3 separate regions of the Homo sapiens genome follow, and regions 1 and 2 are each linked to region 3. The links are chromatin loops, found by intact Hi-C in ENCODE. Cell type or tissue: Caco-2. All regions are shown on one strand. Links, peaks and the distances in the headings refer to the core of each region. The heading gives the core; the rest is flanking DNA. Region 1 has its middle 5.9 kb from the start of MYEOV. Region 2 has its middle 43 kb from the start of LINC02953. Region 3 has its middle 4.2 kb from the start of CCND1.

What was found. A loop is a pair of places that touch in the nucleus more often than their neighbours do. Peaks named below come from ENCODE experiments on the same cell type or tissue, not always from the same donor. Only the 100,000 strongest peaks of a DNase experiment are listed, where the experiment ranks them.
Region 1: a loop joins it to region 3, with 8 times the contacts of the local background. A loop is called at or near these places in 93 of 110 quality-filtered maps.
Region 2: it touches region 3 in a loop (6-fold over the local background); 4 of 110 quality-filtered maps call a loop at or near these places.

Annotation. Positions count from the first base shown.
Region 1 is chr11:69,284,267-69,292,157 of GRCh38, forward strand. No RefSeq gene overlaps it. Among named protein-coding and RNA genes, the nearest start is that of MYEOV, 5.9 kb to the right of the region's middle. RefSeq lists an enhancer at 2,464-4,645. In Caco-2, for the core only: no CTCF peak of the experiment used is centred there; a DNase peak (open chromatin) is centred at 4,125; H3K4me3 peaks cover 535 bases.
Region 2 is chr11:69,378,517-69,386,407 of GRCh38, forward strand. No RefSeq gene overlaps it. Among named protein-coding and RNA genes, the nearest start is that of LINC02953, 43 kb to the right of the region's middle. In Caco-2, for the core only: no CTCF peak of the experiment used is centred there; DNase peaks (open chromatin) are centred at 2,625 and 3,965; H3K4me3 peaks cover 1,207 bases.
Region 3 is chr11:69,633,541-69,640,394 of GRCh38, forward strand. No RefSeq gene overlaps it. Among named protein-coding and RNA genes, the nearest start is that of CCND1, 4.2 kb to the right of the region's middle. RefSeq lists a silencer at 4,484-4,687 and enhancers at 4,500-5,440, 5,441-6,379. In Caco-2, for the core only: no CTCF peak of the experiment used is centred there; DNase peaks (open chromatin) are centred at 4,771 and 5,591; H3K4me3 peaks cover 2,500 bases.

The sequences.
Region 1 (7,891 bases), core at 2,773-5,272, 350 kb before region 3:
TATGCGCTGATAACTTCTCTGGTGGCTACAGGCTCTGGAATTCCAACTATCTGCTGAGGCAAGGGCGAGGAAAGAGCACTGCAGTTGGAGTCAGGAGAGCCAGCTTTGTGCTCAGCCAAGACTGCGTGACCCCAGACAAGTCATCTGATGTGACAACATGGGCTGCAGGGGCAGAGGGCCTGGATTAAAATCTCACGTCTGCCACTGGCTACTTAGGTGGCCTTGGGGACCTTGCTGAGCTTCTCTGTGCCTCAGTTTCCCCATCTGGAAAATTGGGATAATGATGGTTTCCACCCTTTCCATGGAGCTAAGTACCCCTTGAGCTTTTGTGGCTTTATTCCTCTAATACATATAGAGATGGAGAATTTGTCTTTCCATGGTGGGGAGCTTCTTGAAAGGGTTCCTTCCAAATCTCCAGTAAGCCCAGTCCCCTGAGCTCCGGACAGCTGACCTCTACCTGCATCCTCACGTGGGTGGCTCGTGGGCACCACGCACCTGGCATTCCCCCCTTGGGCTCTTGGTTTCAGCTTCACTGCCCCTCATTCCTGTCTTTGCTTCCCCCCTCAGCAAATGGCCATTGTCTACCCAGGTGCTCAGTCCAGGACCTCCCCACCCTCCTCTCCTGCACCCACACACATGGACCCAGTTCATCACCCAAGACCAGGGGTGGATCTTCCCTCTGAGGGGTCTCTCAAATCCTTCCACCTGACTTACTCAGATGATGGCATTTTAGTTAGGCCACCACCTGAGTGAGTCTTGGGAGGGACGAGTGCTGGGACACGAATCCTGTCTGGCGCAAGGCTCAGGGGCTTCTTCCTCAAGGAGGTGGGCACGGCTCATGCTGAGCCTAGTGAGATTGCCCTGGAGGCCTGGGTGTTTCCCTGCCTCCATCCTCACCTGTTGTCGCCCATTCTGTACACGATGCCTTTTGAAGTCTTGAAATCGAGCCGCCACGGGGCCTCTCTGGACACACCTGCCCTGGCTGTCATGCACCAGCCTCGCTGCATCCCTCCTAGTGCCTCCAATGACTCAGGTCCTGCTGGCCCCAGGGCCTTTGTATGTGCTGTTCGTCCTGCTGGGAGTGGCTTTGCCTCCATCCCACACTGTGGGCTCCTTCTCAATCTCAGGGTTTCCCCAGAGAGCCTCTGCACTGCTTTTCCCGGGCAGATGAGGGGCTCTGTTCCTGCCCCTCGCTGGCCGTTCCCCTCACTGACACACTTTGTCATTGTTGATTTGCTTCCCCACCTGTTCAGAGTCTGCCTCTCCCACTAGAATAAGCTCCACGAGGGCAGGGACTGTGTCCTTTGGGGTCAGCGGTGGCTCCCATGGTGGTGCTGAATGGACGCTTGTTGGGTGAATGAGTGAATGAGTGAATGGCTAAGAATGATGACCCTGGGCTGCAGGGAACAAAGTTTCTCCAGCTGGAGTCCAGTCACTGCCTCAGCAGTCTCCACAGATGCCCGTGTCCACCCTGGACCTGAGGAAGTGGCCGCGGTGTTCACCGCTGGACCGGGATGACGGAAGGCCTGTGTCAGGGTTGGGGCCAGGGCTGCCATCTTTTCTCTTCTGGTTTCCCCACGAGGCTCTGCAGTGAGCCTGGAGGAGCTCTTTGTGGGCCTCTGCAATCATGGACACACATTCACCCCCACCTGTCCCTGCCCTGAGGCCCTGCCTCAGTCTGGCCTAGCAGGAGTCCTCCGTGCTCCTGACTGACCGCTCCGTCAGACGCCTGGGGCAACAACGTTTATTCTGGGAGCGAGACGACCCTGCAGCTGCCCCTCAGCCTGAGCCAGAGCTTCAGGGGACAGTGGATGGGGCCTCCCCAGCTCACAGGGGGTCTTGCTGGGGGTCTGCAGGGCTGTTCCTATAGGCCCATTCCTGTCAAATCTGACCATGTCACTCTCAGCCGAAAACACTCAGTGGCTCCCACAGCCCTCCTGATGAAGTCATTGCTGCTCGCCATAGCCTTCCAGAAACTTCTTGGCTCCCCCCACCCCATTCTCCAACCTCACCTCTTTGCATCCCTCCATCCCTCGCCCCTCATAGTCCAGGGATCCTGAACACCTGTGCTTCCCCAAACCTCTCCCGCTTCCAGGCCTCTGCACACGCAGCTCCCTCTGCTTCTCCAGCCCTTCAGAAATGGGCCAGTGACAGAGCTCTGTGCTTCCCACACCGTCGCCTCTTCCGGGGTTCAGAGGATTCAAGGCCCCACTTCCCAGTCTCCTCGAGACCATGGAACTCGATGCCTGTACATCGCGCCCAGCCTGCGGCGGCTGGAACCAAATGTGAGTGCTCTGCATTCCTTCCCACGGCTGGAGGCGGCCCAGATCCTCGAGCCAATGCTGAGGGGACACCCATCAAGGATGGCCTCTGTGACAGCGTGACGAGAGTGGGGATGGGCCTTTGCAGCGTGAAGGTTCTGAGATCTGCGGGCCTGTCTGTTGCCTGAGCACAGCCGAGCTCATCCAGGCTCACTCAACGTCCTGCTCTAGAGAGACCTTTCCCTGGGGAGTTTGCTGGCCCTGCCTGGGTGGCATCAGGTGCCCCCCTGGGCTTCCCCAGCTCTTGGCCTTTGCCACCATGGCCCACTTTGCTAGCATCACCCTCTCAGGGGACAACCTCCTGGCCTGGCTGGTGGAGCCCTGGGGGCGAGCCCCGTGCCCACCCTGCTTGCGCCTCCAGCTCCGGGGCCCTTCTCGAGACTGGCCCTCCTGGGGCTCATGCCCCGCCTGCTGAGCCTGCTGAGAGACTGCCCTCAGCAGGCCCCCTCCCCGATGCCCGCGTGCACATTCTTCCTTCCAGAGGAATGTCCCGGGCCCAGGTTCCCACAGAGGTGCCTGAACTGAGGGGAGTGACTCTCTGGACCCTGGCAGTTGTTCTGCTGCAGAAAAAGCCATTCTTTTGAACTCTGCTGAGTGAGCTCACAAACAGGGCATAACCGAGACGCGGGAATGCCTGGGTCGCCGCGCAGTCACCGGGCAGGGCCGCCCTCCCCTGTGGGTCAGCAAAAACGGTGTCAAGTGAAACCCATTCTAATTAAAGGGAACATTAAGCAGGGGCCTTTTAAACATGGCCATTTCCGAAAGTTCTCTCTTGATACCAATTAATTCCCAGAGGAAGGAGTGGAGGCGAGGGTGGGGGGAGGGAGCTGAAAGCCCTGGGAGAGCCTAGTCCCCCACCTCCAAATGCTCACTCTGCATTTATCTAGAAATCCATCTCAGCAGTCATTTAAAGACCCCAGGAAAACTTCTCCAGGCCCTAGCTCTTCAACCGTTTAATGAACAATGCCCCACGCCACCACCCTCCCCCGACTTCCTGGGAAAAGAGATGAAAACCAGAGGGGCCAAAAACGTTGCTGCGATGTGAACTGGCTGAGAGATGGTACCGGGGAGGATTGGTCAAGAGGTGGCTGGGTCACATAGATGTTCCTCCGACATCGGTGGAGCGACTTTTGTGTGCCAGGTACTGGCACCCACCTGGTCAGCCCACCAGGGTCTGACCCTCCTCTCTGCCCTCTTGGCTGAGATAGCTGGAAAACTGTAGTAACTACCACCATGTGCACCATGTACGTCACTGTGCTTCAGATGATAAATCATGCACCTAACCTTGCTCTGCCTCCATTTCTATGTGTGTGTGATAGACAAAGACAGAGAGAGGATGACAGCTGTCTCATCCTCCCTTTGTGCTAGTTACCACAATTTTCCAACTCTCTTGGCCAAAAGTAGCCAGAGAGCAGAAAGGAGGGTTGGACTCCGGTGGGCTTCACGTAGGCTTCATGATAAGGTGAGGTGTTCATCTAATTCAGAAGAGTGATTCAGACCCCAAACACCCTGAATCCATCAGTTGCCTGAGCATTAAAGTGAGGATTCTGCAATCAATTAGTTATGTCTGCCACGAGAACAGCATGGCACAACCAATACATAGCCTGTGTGCCGGGCCTGAGCAGGTGCTGCTCTAAAATTGAAACTGAAGTGGTGTTTGAGGAAAAATTATGAAAGCAACTGGACAAAGCCATTGAACTTTCTTATCTCAAGGGCCTGGAGTAGCTTGTGACATGTCCTGAGATAAGAACCCACACTATCCCCACCCATTGCCCGGGTCACCCGATGGCCTCAGACACCTGTGAAAGCTAAACCCAGACCTGTGAACCACACCCTCTAGCTTTATGGTGCCGCTCCCAGCCTCCAGCCTCTCCCTTGGGCCCCATGTAGCTGCCGGCTCACTGTCTATAGTGCACTTCAGTTAAGCCATCGTCTGAGTAAGTCTTGGAAGGGACCAAAGTTGGGACACGAATCTTGTCCGGAAGCAAGGTCCAGGGGCTTCTGACCCAGGGAGGTGGGCATGACTCATGCTGAGCAGCCGAAGCTCCCTGACTTGCCGTGTCTGCTCCGGCCTCTGCATCCACCTGTTGCCTCTGCCTGGGCTGCTTCCTCTTGCCTGCGCAGCCTGGAAAGCTTCTGCTAGCTCTGCAGCACTGACAGCAAAGCCCCCCGCCCTCCCTGGCCCAGCTCCTCCGAGCTCCGGCATCGTCTCGGACAGCCCCATGCTTTGCACTGAGAAAGCCCCATGCTTTGCATTGAGATGTTTACTGTGTTGTAAACCACCTGTATGCAAAGAATCTCTCTCCTTTGCTCCATTCCTGGGGCCCATCACAGAACGACTGAGTTTCACCTTTGTGCCCATCCCCTGCCAGCCATTGTCTCTGAGTCTCTCTCCCAGAATGCATGGAAACAGGGATTTGGTTCCTTTTTGTTTCTGACAGTGCTGGCACAGGGCCAGGTGTCCAGTTCACCCTCAGTCCCGACTCACAGAAGCAAGACCCTCTTGGTTTCTAAAATGCACCTTTTACAATTGTTGAAGGAATGCCTTCTTCAACCCCTCTGCAAGGCTCTGGAGGACCTTGGTAGGTGGCTCTACCAGTGTGAATGGACAGGGTCCCTCTCTGCCCCAGGAGCAGCAGGGGCCTCCAGCCAGCCTTCTGTGTTGCTCCTTGCGGGAGAAATTCCTACTTGGGGTGCCAGCCAGCAAGGCAGAGAGGCAGGTACCTATTTCAGTGCTATAGGGCTTGGCCTGGACACCCTCTGTCATGTGTGTGATAATCATAACACAATGTCGAGATCAGCATCTGATCACCACCCAGGGCTTCTTAAACACGTACTCTGTGCCAGGCACTGAGCTACGCACTTTTTAATGAATCACTTAGTTCACTCTCTCACTCACAACTTGCTGGCATCCATCTTGCTTTACTGTTGGGGAACGGGAGGCCCAGAGAGGTGGTGCAAGGCAGTGATTTGAACCAAGGCCTCCCTCTTGCTCTCCACAGCTCATGCTCTCACTGTGGCACCTGCTAATTCTGCAGCACCCAAGCAGGTCTGGGTGGAGAGGCAACCGGCTCCCCTGCCCCCATCCCAGGAGGAACCCAAGCCTCAGGAACCTCCTGAGGAAAGGCCCCACTGGCCATGACCTTCAAAGATCCCCCGGAGACCACCTGCAGGCATACCCGTATTAGTTATCTATCGGCATAACAAATCGCCACCAACTCAATAGCTTACCACAACCCCAGTTGCAAGTTCAAAGTGCTGCAGGTCAGACATCCAGGCACTGCTTTGTGGGTCTTCTGCTCGTGGTCTCACGTGGTGAAAATCAGGGTGTCAGGCAGACTGGGCTCCTTCTGGGGGATCTGGGGAGGAGTCTGCATCCACGCTTATCCGGGTTGTTGGCCGAATGCAGTTGCTTGCAGGTGCAGCTGTAGGATTGACGTCCCTGTTTCCTGCTGACTGTTGGCTGGGGCCACTCTCAGCTCCCTTGGCTGCCCACATTCCTTGCCATGTGGTCCCCTTCATTTTCCAAATCAGCAGTGGTTCTCATCGTCCAATTCCCGACTTCCACTTTGAGGACCAGATGGAGAAAACACCCTACTTGTAAAAGGCTCATGTGATGAGGTCAGGCCCATTAGGTTAGTGTCCCTTTCTCAAAATGAACAAGTCAACAGTGCCATCAAACACAATCCTATCATAGAGTGTTCATCATATTCACAGGGGCAGGGACTATGTAGGGCATGTATACCAGAGGTGTGGGTCTGGGGACCATCATAGAATTCTGCCTCCCACAATTTTAAAAATTAATTCAGCATCAGTTCTTACTTTTCCCAAGAAGATCGCACCATATTGGGCTGGGGTGGGGCATGGAGAGGGCCACTGGCTTCACATAGCCTTGGTTCAGAATCCTGGCTCTGATCTCCAACGGCTTATGGCCTTGAAGAGGCAGCATGACTGTTCTGGGCCTCAGTTTACTCATCTGTAAAATGGAGTGAGGGCCACTGGCAGGGCAGCTGGAAGGTTAAATGGGATCATGCAGGTAGAAATTTTGGTAGAACCTGACCCTTGGGGCCTGGGCAATAGATGATGCAGCTGTGCATGGTTTTTTAGAACAACCCAGGCTTCTGTTTTGTTTGAAGTAGGGTGGGACCAATGAAAAGCATGTTTTTAGGCTCAAACACATCTGAGTCCACATCAGGAATCTTTCAGAGTCCAACTGTGGCCAGCGAGGCCCTGAGTACTGGACAGGAGACATGCCTTGTGCTGACCAGTGCCCACATGCTGGTGGCTGCAACCTGGGCTGGCTGCTCACCAGTTGCTCACAGGCAGAAGGGTCAGGGCCAAGCCTGATCCCTCAGAGCAGGAGAGTTGGGCATGGAGTTGTGGCAGGTGGAACATCATATGCCCACGCCATTGGAGCTGTGGTCCCTCCTTGGCAGTGCTCTGAGGGAAACTGGCATCCCTGTGCCCCTCCCTTTAGAGTCTTTGGCTTCCTCATTGTGTCTTACTGCGAAAGAGCAGTCAGACTGATATGGATGATGGGAGGAGCTGCCCTTTGGCTCAGAGGAGGAGTGTCAGAGAAGGGGTCACAAAGACAGCTCTGTAGGCTGAGCCAAAAGCAGTATAGGGTAATGTTAGGAGCAGGTCTTGGTGCAACTGCCTGGGTGCCCCTAGGTTCCACTGCTAACTTGCTATGTGACTGAGCCACTGTACACTTTAGTTTCCTCCTCTGTAAAATGGGGATAACAGTAGTCCTAGCCATAAAGTTGTCATGAGGATTAAATGAAATAGTGTGGGAAAACTACTGACATGTGGTGCATGTTCAGTACAAGTTATCCTCACCATTATCATCATCACCACCATCATCATCATCATCACCAGCATCATCATCATTACCGTCATCACCATTACCATCATCACCATCATCATCATTACCATCATCACCATCATCACCATCACCATCACCATCATTATCACCACCATCATCACCATCACCATCATCATCACCACCATCATCACCATCATCACCAACATTATCATCAGACCACCATCATCACCATCATTACCACCACCATCATCATCATTATCATCTTCACCATCATGATCACCATCATCATAACCACCATCATCACCATCATCACCACCACCATCATCACCATTATCATCCTCACCATGTTCACCATCATCATCATCACTATCACCACCACCACCATCATCACCATTATCATCCTCACCATCATCACCACCATCATCACCACTTTCATCACCATCACCGTCATCACCATCATTATCACCACCATCATCACCATCACCGTCATCACCATCATCACCACCATCATCATCACCATTATCATCCTTACCATCATCACCATCACCATCACCACCATCATCACCATTATCATCACCATCATCAACGCCATCATTATCACCATCATCACTATCATCACCATCACCATCACCATCACCAACTCATCATGATTTAACAGGTGGGCTGGCAATCTGAATGTTGAAGACAGAGGGAGAAAATCAACCTGGGGCAGTCAGATTTCTACAGTCCTCCCCAGCAGGACCCA
Region 2 (7,891 bases), core at 2,477-4,976, 260 kb before region 3:
CCATTCATCAGCTCCTTCCCTGGCACGCATTAGTTGGTACCTACTGAGTGCAGAGCCCTGGGCCAGGCGGTTCTGGAGGCTGGGATGGTCACGCCCCTGCTCTCTTGAACACTGGAGCTGCTGCTGTCTCTCCCTGTTTGCTCTCCCTGAGCCGGGACCCCACGCAGCCTGAATTGGGATTGCCCTACTCTGAGCCCTCCCGTTCCTGAGGCCTGAGATTTGGGGCGTCGTGAAGCCTTGAAGATCCGCTGAGCCCTCCAGAGCTCACACTGCATCTGCTGGCACCCGAGCTATCAGGACCACTGGCCTGGCGAGGGCTATGCTCTCCCTGCAAGAGCTGGTGGCACAGGGCTTCTGTGTCCTTCCATCCCAACAGGGCCCCTGCCCTCTGCACACAGGCACCGGGTGAGCCCTGGACACAGGGTGCGGGGTGCACACCCCTGTGGAGCTCAGAACCAGGTTAGGATCATCAGCACCTGGTGTGACAAGGACCACAGTGCCCCTGGGGTTTGGCTTTCACGCCTGTCCGTTTCAAAGCTCAGTACCGCCACACCTGCCGAGGCTGGTCACTGTGGGACAGGGCATGGCTAAGGACCCTCCTTCCCCGCAGAGGTGGAGACAGCGGATAGCCACCCCCTTACTCAGCATCCTCCCTGCCCTTCCCTTTTCATCTTCCCTCAACATTTTAAAGTCAGACACACGAGGTGAACCATTTCTAGCCTCTTTTTTCTCATCTGTAAAAGCTGAACAAAAATCCCTCTCCACCGGGCACAGTGGCTCACGCCTGTAATCCCAGCACTTTGGGAGGCCGAGATGGGCAGATTCCCTTAAGTCCAGGAGTTCGAGACCAGCCTGGCCAACATGGCAAAACCCCGTCTCTACTAAAAATACAAAACTTAACCAGTAGTTCCAGCTACTCAGGAGGATGAGACGGGAGGATCACCTAAGCCTGGGAGACAGAGGGTGCAGTGAGCCAAGATCACACCACTGCACTCCAGCCTGGGCGACAAAGACAGACTTTGTCTTAAAAAAAAAGAAAAAGAAAAAGAAAAAGAAAAAAAACAAAGTCCTGCCTGACAGCATTGCTGAGAAGATGAAGTAGGACCAGGCTCAGAAAGCACATGGCTCCCATCCCGCACACAGTAGGGCCCCAGGAAGTACAGACTGTGTGGACTGTGAGGCCACAGCCGCTGAGGTGGCAGGAGTCAGGAGGAGGAGAATCTTTGCCCAAGAGCCAGTAGGTGCTTGATGAATGGGTTCCCTTCTAACTTTATGAAAAGCTCTCTTTCCTTCATCTTATTTTTACTTAATTTTTTATTTTTATTTTTTGAGACGGAGTCTCACTCGGCTGCCCAGGCTGAAGTGCAGTGGCATGATCTTGGCTCACCGCCACCTCTGCCTCTGGGGCTCAAGCGATTCTCCTGCCTCAGCCTCCTGAGTAGCTGGGACTACAGGCACATGCCACCATGCTCGGCTAATTTTTTGTATTTTAGTAGAGACGGGGTTTCATAATGTTGCCCAGGGTGGTCTCGAACTCCTGAGCTCAGGCGATCTGGCTACCTTGGCCTCCCAAAGTGCTGGGATCAGAGGCGTGAGCCACCGCGCCTGGTCTTTCCTTCCTCTTAAAACATGACTCAGAAAAAATGAAACTCCTTGGCTGGCACTATCCCTGGAGGGGCTCAGCAAGAGCACTGCAGAGGCAGAGTACTGGGGCCAGAGATTGAATTTCTCTGGCACTGTCATGGAGCTCCCCTGGGTCTCAGTTTCCCTATCCCCAAAGTGAGAATCATCACCGGATGTTGCATTGTGGGTTGTTGAGGAGTCCAAGAGATGATAGAGCAGGGACAGCCCTGAGAACAGTGGCTGACATGCAGGTGTTCATATCAGGTACTGATAAAATATTAGCACTTAACTAATAAGGGTCCAGACCGAGAGGACAGATTCTAACTAGAACCGGCCCCCGTCGCCTTCCCTGTGCCAGGGAGGCCTGTGTGGGGTGCCTTGGCCTTTCCTCTGCTGTCACAACGATCCATGGCTGCTGGTACCATGAGGAACCCGACTCCAGGAGGGCCCGGGCACGCAGCGGGCCTCATGGCAGGCCAATCCCCCACCTCCTGGCGCTCCTCTCCCTGCCTGCATGGCCGGCCCAGGAGCCTCTGCCGGGCGGGTGGCCGGGTGGGCTCCAGCGGAGGCCTCTGCTCCCTGTGTGCCCCATTGAGCACAGACGCCATCTGTCTCTGCCAGCTTCCCGGCGGCTGCAGGGCGTCTGGTCAGCTCCCTGCACACAGGCTGTGGCTTGTTTGCTGCTGAAGCGGCTCCCTTTGGGGTCTCTCTATGTCCTGGCCCAGGCTGTCTGAACTGGGAGAGTCAGAGATGTTTCCACCGGTTGGAGCTGTTTGTTTGTCTTTTCAGAGCCCACAAAGGGGCCCTGGGTGGCTCTGCTTGGAACTTGGGACTATGTGGGGACCAACCTCGGTCAGCTGGGAAGCCAGACCACACTCAGGTCTGCAGACAGGGCCATGGGGTTTGGTCTCTGCCCTGCCCTGGGGCCGGCCTGGAGTGGCCACTCACTGGCAGTGAGGCGTAGGAAGGCTGGACAGCCAGTGGGCACATTCCTGGGGCAACTTCCCAGCCTCGTGACCTCCTTGGCTCTCAAAGCAACCTTCTCAGAGCCAGGGCAACCAGAATGCTCCCTCCAGCAGGATCGGGGCCCCCTGGGAGGAGCAGGGAGGCTTTGCACAGCCAAGCTCACCCCAGTGGCTGGTCGGGCCAGAAGCAGAAGGGCCAGTCAGGATGCCCAATGGTTCTGGCCACTAGTGTGCTCTGGCCTGATGGCATCAAGCTTCAGACCCCAAGGAGAGCCACCCAGCGAGGATCAACTGGTGCCAGGGCCGCAGACACCTGGCTGCCATCTTGGAATCTGGAGCTCGCAAACAACTTCAGGACTTAGTGGCCCCAGCAGCCACAAATGAGAGCCACTGCCCTAGGGGGCAAAAGGGGCTTTGGATTCCTGGCTCGGGACTGCTGTAAATGATCCCCATCCAAAACCACCACCAGACTCACTTGTACCAGGAAGTGTACACAAATGCTGCAGGCCCCTGTGGGTGGTTACACAGACAGCGTGGAGGACCAGGCATGGAACTTTCATTCCAAGTTCCTATAGCCCCAAAGAGTCCAGAACTGGGCTTGGGTCGGGGGGAGCACAGAGCAGACACAACCGTGAGTGGCGCAAAAGGAAGAGTCCATGGGGAGGGGCGGGGCAGGCCGCTGGGCTTGTGGTGACCACAGCAGCCAGAGAATCCTGTCTGGGAGGCAGAGACCCACGTGCCCAGGGCACACAGGAGACGTTCTCAGGGCAGCTCCTTGCTGCCTGCCGAGGGCCAAGGTCACTGTCCGCAGGACGAGGCCTTAGTTGCCGGGCACCTCAAACAGGCCCACCTGCCTGACGGCCCAGGAATCTCAGAGGAGAGCTGCCGTGCTGGGGCCTGAGCACGCTGCAAAGGAGACCACAACAGGAGGATGGAGAGCAGACACGGAGGAGGACAGGCAGGAGACGCCAAAGATGCGTGGCTGGGAATCACACAGGGTCAGGGTTTGTGGTCACATTGCAAGAGGATGAAGGACCACCCAGCACAGGCGTTGTATGTGGCCTGTGTCAAAGCCCCAAGGCTCTGTTTTCAAGCAAGCAGATACTCAGGCCACGCCCGAATCACTGGCTCAGCAGGCCTGACTCCAGCCGTGTTCATCAGTCAGGATAGAGGAAGTCGTGCTGCAGGAACAGAGGATGCCAAATTTCGGCAGCTCCAGACAGCAAAGGCTGATTCCTCACACACACAACGTGTACCCCACACACCTGCAGGGGCCTCCCAGATATGCAGAGGGCAGGGGAGCACGGGGAAATCTTGCAATAAGATACTCTGCTTGGGAAATAACGCGACTCCTCCCCTTGCAACTCATTGGCCAGCTCCAGTCACATGACTCTCCCGCCAGCAGAGGGACCGGAAGTGCGCCTGCCCCAGGCTCGGAGATGAGAGCCAGGCGTCCACGGTGAACAGCACCAGAAAGCACCACGGTTTAAGGGCCTGGCCTTTGGGGCAAGTGGACCTGGGCTTGAATCGCAACCCTGGCACTGATAGCTGGATGACCCTGACAAGCTGTATCTCCCTTGAACTTCGCGTTCCTTCGCTGGGGTATGAAGACACAGCTTGTCAAGATCATCCAGCTATCAGAGCCAGGGTTGGGATTCAAGCCCAGGTCCACTCGCCCCAAAGGCCGCCCGTGAGTTGCTGTGAGGACTGAACAGGAAATGGGCGGAAATGGTTCAGCACAGTGAGTGCTCAGTGATGCGGTTGTCATTGATAATCCATCTGGAAGGGATTGCTTGTCAGTTTCAGGAGACTCAGAGACCACTCCCTCCTCCAGGAAGTCTTCCAGGCTTTAAGTCTTGGGTGGGAACTCAAACTGTGGGTGAGTTGAATTGGATTTTCCTTTCCACAAGGTGTCTGTCCCCCTGTGACTCTCACTGCCTGTCTCTCATCATGGGCAGGGACTAGGCTGAATTCCTCTCTGCATCCTAGGACTCTGCTCAGACCCTGTCACAAAGTCGGTTTTGGGAGCTGTTAGATAAATGAATGAATGAATGTTTTGAGGACTCAGCACTGAGCATTCCTGGACACGATACCATTGTTCTGAGAGCCAGAGGTTGTCTTGGGCTCCCCTTCCTGGGGGCCAGTGCTTCATTCACCACCCAAATCCTTGCCACAGTCCCTCCCTCTCCTAGGACTGGGGAGCATGTGGCCACAGCCACCCATCGTTAGCTGGGTTCTATCAGCTCCACCACATCATAAGTTGGATGTGCCTGGCAAGACTGCATCATAAGAGAGGATGGCCACCTGAGATGGAACACCAGGAGGACTAGCAGGCATGAGCAGGTGTCCTTGAACCCTGCCTCATTCACCATTGCGGCTCCAGTGTCCCTCAGCTCACATCTAGGGACACATGTAAACTCGGTAGGGCCAGACGCCAGAGAAGAAAAAGCTGGAGCATGGCTTATGGATGGTGAGCACAACCTGAGGTGGATAGCTGCTGAACCACAGCTTCGCTCAGTGATGACCTTGAAAGAAACACAAATACTTCTGATGGGCAGAGCTTCAGGCAATGCACCTGGCCCTCCGCTGTGTGTGGGAAGAGGAGCAGCCTGAGGTCAAAACACCGGGGCTGAGAGGCAGCAGTGAATGGCTTGGCCAGCTCATCAGGGGCCCGGAAGGAGAAAGATGAGGGACAAGAGGCCTGGAGCAGAGGTTGATGGATGGGCGTACAGGAGTGGGAATTAAAGAGGAAGGTCTTTGCGCTCCTTCCAGGAAGCATCTGCCACCAAACAGGCACTGAACAATCAGGTAGGCAAGGTGGTCCAACCAGCTGTCATCAGTCAGTCTCACTGGCCATGCCAGGGCCGGCACCATGGATCACTGGAGAGGGTAGCCGAGATGGCAAGGATGGGCCCTCACTTACTAAGGCTGACCTAGCTACTGTCTGCTGAATGTCCCCTGTAAAGCCCCTCCCTTGAGGCCAGCTGGCTGCTTGGCCAGTTGGCTATATTCAACTCTTGAAAGATCGGAGATTCATCTGGACTAAAGTGGACACAAACTTCAGGTCAGAGTTTGTCTTTTCTGTCCCAGCCCCCCAGCGGCACCATCCTTTTGGCTTACTGAGTGTGTGATCCACCAGCCTGGGAGCCCGCAGAGCCTCAAGTCAGGCTAAGGGACCCACTTCGCAGCAAGGAGGTGTGGGAGTGGGCCGTGACCACGGGGATCTGCTGCACATATCACAAACTGTGTGCCTCTCACTGCTGGCTTGGAGGGGCTAGAGACTGGCCTGCCAAACGCACAGCTGTCAGCTGCAGAGGGTCCCCTTGCCTGAGGCCCCATGCTTTCCTGGGAAGCCTATATCCAATGACAGTAAAAGCAAAAGTTAAAAAAAGAAAACACAAAGTATGCTGTCCTCTGCCACCTAGGGCACCTTTGGCATCCGTGGTCACCCCACCTTGGGCATCTGCAGTCGTCTCACCTTGTGCATCCGTGGTCGTCCCTCGTCCCGCCTTGCACATCTGCGGTCGTCTCACCTTGCACATCCGCTGTCGTCCCAACTTGCGCAGCCGCGGTTGTCCCACCTTGCGCAGCCGCGGTCGTCCCACCTTGTGCATCCGCGGTCGTCTCACCTTGAGGTTGAGGAGGAGGAGATGGAGAGGCCAGATGAGAGCCCTTGACCTAGCTGGGAGCTGTCAGCACCTCTGCCAAAACGCAGGCCTCCTCAAAGAGGACAGTGGTTGCTGTTCAGGGGATGGAGCCTGGTGTGGTGGCCCCAGCTTTCAGCACACCCAGGAAAAGCTATCGCCTTCCGCTGCCCTAGGTGGCCTGCCCTCTGGGAGGTCTAAGTGACTAGAGGCCTGTGGATTCTAATTGGAAAAAGGTTGCATTGGGAAAAACAACTTGGGGGCCGCTGCTCCTGGGCTGCTCTCAATCCCGTGCCCAGGGCCCCCTCACAGCCCACCTAAGGGCCAGGCTGTGGGGAAGGAGTGACTGAGAGATGGCAAGAAGGGGATGGAGAGACGGGGTCTCCAACTGTTATCAATGGGGCCACCAGGCATCCTCCTCCTCCTCCTGCTATAAGAAACCCTGGAGGAGCCTGGGCTCTTTGCCCACAGGTCCTGGGGCCCTTGGTCCTCCTGCATGGATTCGTGAGGGAGATTCCTGCTCATCTGGGCCACTCAACAGTGGTCCCTGTTGGGCCAGGGAGTCACTTTGGTGTCTGAAAGTCCCTGTGGGGACAGTTTATGCTGAGCCCAGTTGAAGCTTCAGGTTTATTTTCTGCAGAGCACCCCAGTGGGGGCTTTCCTGAAGAGCTGTGGTGCTGACACTCAGATAACAAGCCATCATTTATGGCACACTCACCTAAACTGGGCACCGTGGAAGGGGCTTCCCATACTTCCTCCCAACAATCCCATGAACACAACACCAACCCAGACAGGTGGGCTCTCTGGAGAGTCCAGCTTGCAGAGGGGAAACTGAGGCCCAAGCCGGCTCAGGTTCTCCCAGTGCTTCCCAGCCAGAAGCAGCATTGCCAGGGCTCGAGGTTCTGAACCGGGCACTCCAGCTGCCCCTTCCCCATGCCGGAGGGCAGCAGCCTGGCTCCAAGCACCCCTGTGCACTGTTCCTGGGAAGTGGGTTCCAGGGGTAGCCCCCCACTGTGACATGCCCAGCCTTAATCTTCCTCTGCATTTGCAATGGTGTGTAGATGCCCTGATGTTGAAGCTAAAATGAGCCCCTGTTTTCACCAGGAAAAGTTTGAATGTTTCCTTTTTTCCTGTCCTTTCTTCATGCACTTCCTGACGTGTAATCCGAGCAATTGTGCCCTGGAATGGACAAGAGCCTTCAAGGGAAAGGAGACGCTGTGTTGCTCTGGCAGAGGGAGGTGGCCGAGTCAGGACCAGCCAGGTAACATGTGGGGCCCGGGCACAGTGAAAGGCAGCGCCTGTTCCAAGATGAGGAGGAATTTCAAGAGTGTAGAGCAGTCCAGGGGCCTTCTGAGCCTCGGAGTCCTGTGCACCTGTACACGATGCTTCCTGCTGGCAAGTCGCCTGCCCAGAGACCTGGGAACTGTGTGAACTGGGACCCCAGGCAAGCCCTTTTCTCTCTGGCCTCTGTTCCGTGGCTGTGAATAGGAGCGTGGTGGCTGAGGGTGGGGCAGGGGCTGCCCCCCGGGTTTGCCGACCCCAGCATTAGCCTCACTCCAGGCTTGTCTGGACATGGCAGCTAAATTGGGGGACCTGGCTCCCAGGAACACCCAGGCCTGGCTTGGCATCTCCTTGTTAGCGAGAATGAGAAAGGCATCC
Region 3 (6,854 bases), core at 4,277-6,776:
GGAAGAAAAGGGTGAATAACTACAAATGGGTACAGGGTTTCTTTGGCGGATGATGAAAATGTTCTCAGATGGTGATGGTGGCTGTCCAACATAACAAAATCCATCGAACTATATACTCTAAACGAGTGAACTTTACGGTATGTAAGTTATTTTTCAATAAAGTGGTTTCAAAAAAATAAAAAGGTGAACCCTACCATTTCTAGGTGCTTTGGAGTTTACCGTTTTTCTCCTTGCATTCTGGAGTCAGAGTGAGAAGGCATCTCAGCTCTACCACAGCTGAATGATGTGTTGGGCTTCGGTTTCCTCATCTGTAAAATGGGGATAAAGGGCCTCTCCTTGGAGCTGCCATGAAGATTGAATTAGATGCCCTCTGTGAAGATGCAGGGCAGGTGGAGAGCACAGTAAGCGTCTCGGGGGGCCACGCCATCACCGCCAGCAGGGCTCACCAGTATCTTTGCCCAGAGAATAGCCGGGGTCTAGGGAGCAGCCAGGGTCTAGGGAGAAGGGCTGCTTCCCTGTGGAGGCTCCTAACTTTCCCATCTCCTCCCTGTTTCTCCCCTGCCCACCCCTTACTCCTGGAAGTGTGACTCGCTGCCTCCTCCCGTGACTCCCCTACATTGCATCTCCCCAGTTACTGTCGTTATCTCTCATCTCTTCTTTCCAAACAGCCTCTGTCTAGCACCTTGGAGCTCGCATGGGAATTCATGGGTGGGTGGATTCCAAGCTTGGCTTCATCAGATGACAACTAAAAGGCAGAGGCCTGGGGGGGCAAGGGAGCTCCAGGATCTGTCTCCCTTTGGAGAAGCCCAGGTTCACCTTCCCAGCAAGCTGCTCCGGCCCCACGCCCCTGGCCCTCAATAACCTTCAGTGGCTCCCTTCTTGCAGCTATAATTCCCCTCTTGGGATGCTACAAAAGGGATTCCAGAGATTTTTTTTTCAATAACTCAAAAGGGAGGGAGTAAACGATATATGTGCCCAGGACAAGGCAGCTAAGGGAAGGCCTCAGGCTTCCTTTGCCTTTGCCTGGAAGTATACCAACCCGCAGCCCGGAGGGCCAGCAGAGAACCAATGCTCAGAGCCTGGGGGCCCAAGGAATGCTTTCCAGGCTGGCGGTCCCAGGAGCCCCCTCTCCCTTCCCTATAGCAAGATACTAAGAGCAGAGGCTGGCCTGGCAGGCCGTGTCGAGGCCCTGAGCTCACATGGCCTTGGCAGCTTCTTGACAGTCGTGTCTTTTTGTTTCCAGCAGTGACACTCACTGACCCACACCTTTGGCCAGCGTCCCTTGTGACTGCCCCCTCCCGCTTGAGCAGAATGGCTCCTATTACACAATGGGTGCCAGGAACCTGGCCAGTCCATCCAGAGACAGGGCAGAGCCCTGGGCTACCGACCCTCTGGGGCCAGCAGAAACCCTCCCTATGGCTCTGCCTCTCATCCTGGCATTGACACTTGTGCCCTTAATTAAAGTGCTTCTTTTTAAAATCAACATTTCTACTCCTTTTGCAGAGTAAGAGAAAGAAGAGTTAGGGGAGAAGAAAGAAGGAAGGATTCATGGGGTTATTTTTTTTTTTTCATGTAAAAGTTTGTTCCGTGATTTAAATCTCATGTCCACAAACAGCTCAGGAGAAGTCAGCATAGAGAAGCAAGCTGACAGATTATAAAGTCATTTGTAAAATCCTCTTTCTGCATATAAACTGAAATGTGTAATTAATTCCACATACTGCGTGTGGCACATGGCCTTCATCCTGCATAAGAACAAATACATGAATGAATAAATCGAGCAGGCCTTGACACTCACCAGGCCCTGTGCTAAATGCTTTCTACATATTACCTTAATTACTCCTCACCGTGGCCTTGCGAAGAAAACGATCACAGCCCGTTTTACAGATGGGGACAGAGATTTGTCCAAGGCCACACAACTAGTGGCAGATGTAGGTCTGTATGTGACATTCTTGTTCAGTTTCATAAATGTGGCTGCCACCTGCCTGAAATTTTGAGGGAAAAAAAAGTGGTTTGGCTTTGCATGAATTCTTGAAAAAGTAGATTTTTATCTTTACCAGCTTCTAAGCAAGCTGGATTTATTCTGACAGTGTCCATGAAATGGCTACAGACCATCACCGTTGCCAATGTTGTGAACCTGAACAAGGCACCTGGTTTCTCTGTGCCTCGGTTTCCTTACCATTAAACGCATTTCCCTGAGATTAAGTGTGTGAAACTATAAGTTGGCTGGAGGAAACACCTCATAGAAGTGAGAAGATGAGGATGGGTGGTGAGTGAAGGCTTTTTCTCCAAACCCTACAGGAGATGGACCTCAAAGCAAATGGCCATGCTTCCCTTAGACTGGGTGAACTGGTGCTGCTCAGGGCTAGAAGTGTGTCTAGAAGCATGGGGACCAATGCAGCCCCCTCCACCCTAGGGCACATAACCTGTCTCTCTCCCATAGGATAGCAGAGACAGCTCTCTAAGTCAGGATTCAGCGAGATGGTCCAGGAGGGGCCTAAGGATTCCTCTGACTTATCCAAGCCTGGGGAGGCAACACAACCTAGCCTGTGTCTCAGGGGGCCCCAATCATGCCCTGAACCTCATGAGCCCAGGCAGGCATCCTGTTGGTTAAGGTCGGCCTCAGGGTCCAGGGATGCACTAGATTCTTTATCTTAAAGTGACCCTCAAGAAAAAAAAAATAAAATGTAGCTATAGGCAGTTTCTGGACGTTTTCCTATTTGTTAAGCACCTTCTTGCTCCGAGCTTTCCAGCCACAGTGCACTGGACGCCATCGGAAGGCTGCAGCTGCTATTTGGTGCTTTACCACCGCTGAGAAGGTGGAATGGTCACGGCCCGGTTCTGTCACTTTCTTCAGCCGGACAGTCGCCTTATTACGGATTCCAGTAGGGCCGAGCACACTCCTTCCTGCCCGTCTTTACAGATGAACATGCTATCGCTCCAGCAGTACAACCCGCCTTATTACGTAAAAAAGCAGCCCCTATCTACCCGCAGGGAAGGAGTATGTTCGGCACCACAGCTGGACTGGTGCTCGAGTTAAGCGTCCTGGGAGGTCCGCATGCGCTCCGGAACCGTAATGCGCGCTTTTTCTAAGCCTTACGGTAAACGCGGACGCAGGGCAACCACGTGGCGGTGGAACCGAGGCCCGGCGGGAATGCGCGGAATGCGCGGCGCGGCCTCGCGCGGTTCCCGAGCCACGGCCCAGGGTCCGGCGGCGCGCGCTCTCGCCTCCTCCCCTCACCTCTCCCAGCCGCACCCCGGCCCTGGCCCTGCCGCCCAGAACTCGCTGGGCAAGTCGTGCCCCGCGTGAACACACAGAAGGGGCTTGGGGACCGAGCGCGGCCCATCAGTCCCTCAGACCCTGAGGACCCAGAATTCCCTAAGGGGTCCGAATCCGAGTCCTGCCCCCAGCCCTTAAGGCACGGGCTCCAGGGACCCCAGGGGAAGGGCGCGGGGCATTAGGTACGCAACCCGTTTCCCCGCACCTGGAAAAAAACTCCCTTTCCCTCCCCTCCCCTGCTTGTTGAGTGTCCGGATAACCAGAACTCTAAGGCGCCCCGTAATAACGACCCCGCTGTCCCTCCACCCACCCCCAAGTGCCAAAGCGAGGGATGGAAGCGCTTTCAAGCGTTCCAAGGGCATTGAGGAGCGAGCTGGAGAGGCGCGGGGATGCGGGGTCCTCCCCGCAGTCTTCCGGAAAGGGCGGGGGAGGGCGCGGCAAGTTCCGGAGTGGGGCATGCCGTGGGAGCCCACGAGGGCCTCAGCGCGGATCCTCCGCCGGAAAACCGGCTCCCGCGAGCCGCCGCCGCAGGTTTCCTAGGCCCCGCGAGTCCCGCAGCGAAGCCCTGCGTCTCCGTCCGACGCGGGGGTCTGCTCAGCCTCGGGTGGGCCGCGGCCAGGCCTGACTGCGGGGGAGAGGGCCGAACGTGACCTCCGAGGTCACCCCCAGCCAGCTTTCTCTCCTGTGGTCGGAAGTGGTTTTCTTCTCGATCTGGGCGCCTACTCCCCACCACTTGGTCTGAGAGGGGCTGGGGCCGGAAGGCCAGGGAATCTCTGGTGGATTTGGGGGTTCATATTGCTCAGGGTACCAGCCGATGCGTTTTGAGGGGCGGGAGTCGAGGAATTAGAATCGCCTTTAACCCTCAAGAGTTGCGCCTTCAGCCTCGGGATCCCAGATGCGTCGTTGGAGCCAGGGCCGCCCCCCTACCTGTTGGGTTTGCGTTTTAACTCCAGCGCACACCTTGCCGGCAGCCCTCGGAGCTAGGGGAGGGGTCTCGTTTCCCCGCAGCCCGCCGGACAGACGACTGGGGCACGGGAGGGGCGGTGGCAGGGTGGTCTGTGTGTGGCTGAAACTAATTGATCTGGAGCGGAAACGCACGTCTGCGGTTGGGGCGATGGGGGGGGCGGTGCGGCTGTCCATGTGCCGAGCGTGTGGCTGTCTCGGGTGGGCACTGGGGCCGGAGTTCGCCCCGGCCCACCTCGCAGTTTTGGGGCGCCTGGGATCGGCGCTACGTAAGCGAAGCAGAGCTGCCATAGCACGTGGGCCGCCACGCGCACCCCAAAAGCAAGCAGTGTGGGGGGAAGGGGAGCTCGAGCGCCTTCGGAGCCCAGGGGCCGGCTTTCGGAAGCGTTTTCCCGGGCGACTTAAGGGCTTAACAATGGAAAACTCGCGGAGCCTGAGCCAAGTCCTTTCAAGTCGCCGCCAGGTATGCGGCTGCAGGTGACCCCACCTGGGTGCGCCCGCCCGCCAGCCGCCCTGGTGGAAAAGCGGGTGCGGGAGGTCGCTGGCGAAAGGTCGGGACTGGTCCCTGCACCACCCGCCCCCAACCCAAGCCCCGAGCCCCGCGGCGCGCAGCCGCGCTGAGTCCCGGGGTCTGCGTCGCGGCGCGCCGGTTCCTGAATGAACGCGCTCCCTTCCCCCGCCTGAATGAAGGTTCCCACAGCCAGGGACGGTGGCGAACACGCGCCTGCAGCGGAATTCGCTTTCTCCTGACCGACCATCCGCCCAGGCCGCGGTCACCGGGGCGGGGGCCAGGGGGCGAGGAAAGCGTGAAGGTGATTTCAGTTAATTTTGGATTTTCTTTCAAACAACGTGGTTACCCTCCCGACTGGGCCACTTGCCCTTTGTCTCCAAATGGTCACCAAGAAATAAGAACAGAGCACTTTAAATGAGCCCAGAATCCGCAGTTCCTGCTTCGTGGTGGGTTTTAAGAAGACAGTGTAAAGTAAAACTGCAACCGAAAAGTTTTTTAAAGTTGCTTTTCTCTTTGGAAAAAATAAAATCAAAATGCTTTCTCTGCGCTTCTTGAAGCAATGACCCTCAAAAGCCCAGAGGTATTGGCCCCCTCGGGGGACCCGGGGGCCGCCAAGCAGGGTTCCCCCAGGTGGGGGCTGGGCAGCTGGCGCTCCCCGCCGGGCCCCAAATTCCAGCGCCGGGCCCCAAATTCCAGCGCCTCCCCCGCGGGTTCCTGGACGGCTCTTTACGCTCGCTAACCGGGCTTGCAATTTTGCGCTCGTCCCTGAGCCGGGAAATCAACGAAGTTCCTAGTCGAGATCTGCCCGGTCCGCCTAGTAACAGCGCCGCGCCCCCATTGGCTCATGCTAATTCCAGTTTCCTCTGTCTTGCGCCCGGGATGGGGGGGTGAAGCTCCCTCCTGGACCCAGAGCCGGTTGTGCCGGAGTGGGCGAGCCTCTTTATGCCCTGCTGCCCCTAGCCGACTTCGGCCCGCTTCGCGCCTCGGGCTGGGCCAGGGCGCACGCGGGGCTCGGGGCCCCTCGCCCCACGGGATGGGAGAGGCCGGGTGATAGCTCCGGGCCCCATAAATCATCCAGGCGGCCGCCGGGTCGGGATTTTATGAATGAAAAAGCAGCTGGGCCGCCCTTGTGCGCGGGCTGATGCTCTGAGGCTTGGCTATGCGGGGGCCAACGCGATTGTGGGTGCTCGGGGAGTGGGGGGGGGCACGACCGTAGGTGCTCCCTGCTGGGGCAACCCATCGCTCCCCATGCGGAATCCGGGGGTAATTACCCCCCCAGGACCCGGAATATTAGTAATCCTAATTCCCGGCGGGGGAGGGGGCGCGGGAGGAATTCACCCTGAAAGGTGGGGGTGGGGGGGGTCGCATCTTGCTGTGAGCACCCTGGCGAAGGGGAGAGGGCTTTTTCTATCAGTTTTCTTTGAGCTTTTACTGTTAAGAGGGTACGGTGGTTTGATGACACTGAACTATATTCAAAAGGAAGTAAATGAACAGTTTTCTTAATTTGGGGCAGGTACTGTAAAAATAAAAACAAAAGTTAAGACAGTAAAATGTCCTTTTATTTTTTAATGCACCAAAGAGACAGAACCTGTAATTTTAAAAACTGTGTATTTTAATTTACATCTGCTTAAGTTTGCGATAATATTGGGGACCCTCTCATGTAACCACGAACACCTATCGATTTTGCTAAAAATCAGATCAGTACACTCGTTTGTTTAATTGATAATTGTTCTGAATTATGCCGGCTCCTGCCAGCCCCCTCACGCTCACGAATTCAGTCCCAGGGCAAATTCTAAAGGTGAAGGGACGTCTACACCCCCAACAAAACCAATTAGGAACCTTCGGTGGTCTTGTCCCAGGCAGAGGGGACTAATATTTCCAGCAATTTAATTTCTTTTTTAATTAAAAAAAATGAGTCAGAATGGAGATCACTGTTTCTCAGCTTTCCATTCAGAGGTGTGTTTCTCCCGGTTAAATTGCCGGCACGGGAAGGGAGGGGGTGCAGTTGGGGACCCCCGCAAGGACCGACTGGTCAAGGTAGGAAGGCAGCCCGAAGAGTCTCCAGGCTAGAAGGACAAGATGAAGGAAATGCTGGCCACCATC